2 separate regions of the Homo sapiens genome follow, and region 1 is linked to region 2. A link is a loop called in an ENCODE intact Hi-C map of the cell type or tissue named here. Cell type or tissue: heart left ventricle. All regions are shown on one strand. Links, peaks and the distances in the headings refer to the core of each region. The heading gives the core; the rest is flanking DNA.

Region 1 (2,926 bases), core at 95-2,594, 310 kb before region 2:
GGACTCTTGATGTCCTGCTCTTCCAAACCTGGTTCTCTTGCACATTTTCTATCTCATTAAATGTCTATTTCTTCCCATTGCCTAAGCAATTCAGAGTCACTCTCGAAGTGACTTTTCTAATTTCCCCATGCATATTTGATCGATCAGTCGTGTTAATTATGCCTTTTAAATGTGTCAAGAATCTAATTACTCCTCTTCCACTGCTAACTTTTCTTGAAATGACCATCAGCTGTCTCTTGGATAAATACGATGCTTTACTTTTGGTATTTCTGATTCAGCATTTGCTTCCTTATTATCCGTTCTGAACATAGCATCTGGGTTAGAGGTCTTGTCACCTCTGTGTCCCAAAGTCTACAGTGATTCCCACCACCCTCCTTATCAAGGCTAACAAGGCCCTACATGATCTGGTCCCCACTTCTTTTCAGACCTAATTTCTTCTACTTTTTTCAGGCTTCACTCATTAGCCACACTGTCCTCCTTGGTGTGCTTCCACTCTTAGCACATTCCCAGCAAAGGCCTTTTGTTCTGATTGTCCCTCTTCTTGGAGCTCTCTTCCTTAAATATCTGCAAAATATCTGCTTATCTTTTTCCATCACATCCTTCAGGCCTTTCCTCAAATGCCAATTTCTCAGGGAGGTTTTCCCTGGCAACCGTATCTAAGATTACGCTTTCCTACCCCAGCACTATCAAACCCCATCCCTGCACAGTTCTCTTCCTATTTACAGCCATCTAACCTACTACATATGTGACATATCTATGTATTGACTGTTTTCCCCTCTAGAATATATGTACAATGAGGGCATGGATTTTGTTCACTGTTTCATTTCCAGCACCGTAAAGAGAACCTGATATATAGAAGACCCTATATAAGTAACAATTGAATACTTAAAGGCAGGCAACTCTAGGGTTTCTTCCCCAGACCTCTGTACCAGAAATTGAAATAGGAAATAGAAGATATTGAGGATACTAGGTATTCTCTACCTGTGTTATTGACCAGAAGCAGCAACATATAATTTTTCTTTGCAAGGACTAAGCTAATCAATAACGAAGCAATGTCACTGAAAATCACACTCATGGAATGAATTTTAATAAAAATATATTTTTGGATGCTTTTTGTTATATTTGAGAGAATGAATTGAGAATTTTTGTTTTTTTTAAGTCAGGTGGACTCCTAATAACTTTTAAAGGCTAAGTTAAAAAGGTCTCATTTTCTCTAAAGCATTTCTGACTTACCAGTCAGTCAGTCACTCTTTCCTCAGCACATTTTATGTGTGTCTTAACTCTAGCTCTTATCACATTATTTCATAGTTTGCTGTATTGGGTTAATTCCACAACTAGGCTTTGTGTCCCGAGGAGCTACAACTGCTTCTGTCACATAGTAGGTTCTCATAAATCTTTGTTGAATAGCTTATGTAGACTCAGATGCCACAAGATTGGCAATAATTCACTGTTATTACAAAAAGAGAATTAATATAAAACATCACCTTGTTTGTAGATATATTAAAGAAGAAGGGAACCATGAAACACAATCTTAAGGAATTACAATGTGTCCTCTAAGTTTTGGATTTAATTGTCCTACCTAAATCTTAACAAACAAAAGCACATTGATACTTTATTTTTCTTCTTCTTATGTTTTGTATTACCCTGACTTAGTCACCAGATGTCACTATGAGACTGTTGTCCAGGTCACTCTTTCTTTAAACAAGAAGGAAACAAAGACCTCACATGAGGCAAAACCTATGGAGCAAAAACACATGGAGCAAAACCTATGTCCTTGCGGAAACACCTTATAAATGTTAAGGCTAGTAGCTTTAGGGTTTTATTTTAGAGTGGATTTTGGCATGGCTTAGTGTGTAAGAAAGAGCGCTGGACTGGGAATTGAGACTCCTGTATTTTAGCCCCAATTCTGTCATTTTAAAATATTTGACCACCTGGTAGATTTCTTTACCTTTCTGGGCTGTGAAAGATATCCTCATCTGAAAATAAGGGTGGCCAAAGAACCTCACAATCTTCAAGCTCTAACATCCAGTGATTCTATTCCCTTCTTTTGCTAATTTCTTGGAAAGTAGCCAGAAGACTTTACTACCAGGGATGATTTGGGAAGTCAGCATAAGTGAGAATAATGAGTACCTATTGCATACTCTATTTTATTCTAAACACAGTCTCTGCTAGGCTTTGACCTACCATGAAGTGGGGAAACCTTTATGGTCACTCTCACTTCTACACAGTCTCTGTATATTGGTGGTACACATTGTGTGAAATACCTTCTCCATCTAGAGATTGCTTCATTTTTTTATTATAAAAACATTACACAAAATTTGTTTAAGGTGTCATGTAAATATACTTTTAGTGACTGTCATTTTTGGGGTTTCACTCTCAGAGGAAAATGAATTATTTATATTAGGTATTTCTGAATACCTAATCTGAATATGCTTGCTTTTTTAAAAAAACCAGTTCTCTGCAATGTTCACCCATCCACCTACCTAAAATATGCACCACTTAATCTTTTATTCATGCTGCTCCACAGCGTGCCGTAATCATAACCCACTTGTGGTAGACTCAGACACTGTTGTTGTATGAATGCCTCATTTATCTCTTTCTGTGCATATTTATGTTTCAGTTAGCTATTTTCATTGCATGTAGTTCCTTCCATAGTGTGGGTTCTTGTATTCTCAGCCATTTTCTTTGTCATTATTTTACTCAGAGTCGAACCACAGAGTAAATATTTTTGAGAACAGTCTGAATTATATGGAGCCTTTAACACTTAGAGGCACTATCCTAATACCCAAATTATTATATAGAACAAGCTGACACGTGCTTTTATAGAATTATCTAATCCTGAAACATATCTTGAGTATTTACTAAATGCTCCACACTGTTGATGTTCTGGGATTGAAACAACAGATAACACAGTGTGGCACAGAGA
Region 2 (2,926 bases), core at 232-2,731:
ATGTATTAATCACCTCTCCCTATGCTCCCCTTTCTTTTACTTTTCTCAGCCTCTAATAACCATAAATCTATTTTCTTCTATGAGTACAACTTTACTGCAGCACTATTCACAATAGCCATGACATAAAATCCACCTGAGTATCCATCAGCAAATGAATATACAAAGAAAATGTTACACACACACACACAAACAATGGAACACTGTATCTGCAGATATACACACACACACACACACACACACAATGGAACACTATCCACCATAAGATGAATTAAATGCTGTAATTTGCAGCAACATAAATGAGCCTGGATGATATTATGTTAAGTGAAATAAGACACAGAAAGAAAAATACTGCATGCTTCACTCATATGTGTGAGCTAAAATTTGTCTTTGACAAATGACATTTTGATTATAACATGGCTTAGAGAGAATCTTTTTACACTGAGTCTAACTGGGGAATTTTTAGCTTCCTGGATTTGGATGTCCATATCTCGCTCAAGTATTGTGAAGTTTTCAATCATTATTGTGTAAAATAGGTTTTCTGTGCCTCCTACAGTAATATGATGCTCCAAATATTTGTTCATGTAATGATGTTTCATAAGTACTGTAGTATCTCTTTATTCTCTTTTATTTCTATATTTTTCTGACTTTGTTATTTCAAAGGACTTGTTTCCAAGTTCAGAAATTCCTTCTTTTGTTTGAGCTAGTCTTTTGTTGAAACTCTCAGTTGTGTTTTATATTTCATTCATTGAATTATTCAGGTCTAAGATTTCTGCTTGGTTCTTTTATATGATACTTATCTTATTGTTGAACTTCTCGTTCCTATCACAAATTATTTTCTTGAATTCATTGAATTGTTTGTCTGTATTTTGTTGTATCCTGAGTTCCTGTGAGATCACTATTTTTATTTCCTGTTAAGGCATTTCAGAAATACTTTTTTTTTGGAATCTGTTTCTGAAGACTTATGTTCCTTTGGGGTGTCAAATTTCCTTGTCTTTTTATGTGTCTGGTGCCCGTGTGTTGATATCTGCAAATCTAGTAGAACAGTCATTTTTCCCCTATTTTATCGAGTGCTTTTGTAAGAAAAGACTTTTCCCTGAAGATGGATCCTAGGATGTCAGTTGGGTATGGTACATTGCCTTTAGCTGTGGATGGATTCTGTAGTATGACCTCCATGCAGTTACTTCGGTTGAAATCCTTGTCCATGATATCTGTTATTGCCTCTGTGGTCTAGGCTATAGGAGTCTGTGATGGTGGTGGTGTGGTATTGCTTGAGGTTGTGTCTCTGGGCTGGTCATGTTGGGTGAATATGAGCACAATGTGCCAACAGGCTGTGTGGTGGGCTCTCTGGGGAACTGGGCTGTAACCACGTTGGCTGTTGGATTAGGCACAGGCATAGGCACAAGCATTTTTCTTGAAATGGAGAGAAAAGTGAGGTGTTGCCTGTAATCCCAGCACTTTGGGAGGCCGAGGCAGGCAGATCACAAGGTCAAGAGATTGAGACCATCCTGGCCAACACGGTGAAACACAGCCTCTACTAAAAATACAAAAATTAACTAGGCATGGTGGCATGTGTCTGTAGTCCCAGCTACTCAGGAGGCTGAGGCAGGAGAATCGCTTGAACCCAGGAGGTGGAGGTTGCAGTGAGCCGAGATCACACCATTCTACTTCAGCCTGGTGACACAGCGAGACTCCATCTCAAAAAAAAAAAAAGAAAAAGAAAAGTGAGATGTTATCTTCCTTCAGATCTAGTAAAGAGTGTCCCAGGAGAATCTCTAATTAAGAATGGGTTGGTTTATGAAAAGAGGGTATTGGTATCTTATTAACTACCTGAGTAGTGGTGATTGAAAAACAAATTATCTGGCCTGTCAGTCTGGGGCATGGTGAGATTATTTTTGAGGGAGCTTGACCTAAAGTGTAGGTATACATATGAAGATAGATATATTTGGTGTCTATTTTTAGTATAGGCATATCTTAAATCTAGAGCCTTCCAGAGCAACCTAGGCCAGCAGAACTCTAAGATAAAATATGGTGTCTGAAGAAAATATGGTGGTGACCCTACAACATTTGAATTCTCTGATGATCTTGGAAGTGCAGAAGCAGGCTCCAGTGTTCCAATAGCTCCACATAAAGTTAATAAAAGTTAGCTGGGAGATGTAATTTAGGAAGCATCCTAGCCAGCTGACTGGTCAAGCAATAAATTGCCCAACCCAGAGAAGTGGTTGACAGCATATATCTTTGGTGACATTGTTGAGGAGCTTGGCTGTATTGTATGAGTGGTTCTTGAAGAGAGATAACTAAATGAATCTGGATACCATCAGAAAACTAGGCTCATCAATAATACAGAATCCAACATACCCCTGGAGCATCTGAGCATCAGATTGGGTAAGGTCAGGGGTACCTTCTCTATACTACCATATCAGCAGCCACAAAAGAGGATTATTTTTCTCTCAATTCTTCTTCTTTGCCTCAGTGGTAAAGTAACGAGAAACTAGGATAGAGAGAAAACATGAAGGACGTTTAAAGGCAAAGTCATCTACTTCTGTTCCAGGTGCTAAATCAGGGAAAAATGTTCAAACAGTAGATCAACCATCTTTGTCCTCTACTATTCTTCAAATTTCAAGTCTTTTCTGAATAGAATGGAAAGAATGAGGATTCTGATAAGAAAACTATGTTTTAAACTGAAAAGAAATGTCTTAAGAACCCAAGGTAATCAAAATAATTATGTATTTAACATAAGCTTCCTTGAAGGGTTCTGCCACCTTACTGGGAAGCTATAATTTTAATAAATAACGTAACACATTGGGAAGCATAACACATTAAGAAGCAATAATTTTAATAAATATCTGTTTATATTAATACTTCAAATATTGGAAGTTCTTCAAGAAACCAGTGGCACTATTTTTAAGTTATTGTTCTCTGAGAAAAG

Evidence for each region. Hi-C counts contacts between places; a loop is a spot of excess contacts. Peaks named below come from ENCODE experiments on the same cell type or tissue, not always from the same donor. Only the 100,000 strongest peaks of a DNase experiment are listed, where the experiment ranks them.
Region 1: it touches region 2 in a loop (5-fold over the local background); 32 of 110 quality-filtered maps call a loop at or near these places.

Annotation. Positions count from the first base shown.
Region 1 is chr11:49,227,641-49,230,566 of GRCh38, forward strand. No RefSeq gene overlaps it. Among named protein-coding and RNA genes, the nearest start is that of FOLH1, 21 kb to the left of the region's middle. In heart left ventricle, for the core only: a CTCF peak has its summit at 1,634 (motif pointing right); no DNase peak of the experiment used is centred there.
Region 2 is chr11:49,533,751-49,536,676 of GRCh38, forward strand. No RefSeq gene overlaps it. Among named protein-coding and RNA genes, the nearest start is that of FOLH1, 330 kb to the left of the region's middle. In heart left ventricle, for the core only: no CTCF peak of the experiment used is centred there; no DNase peak of the experiment used is centred there.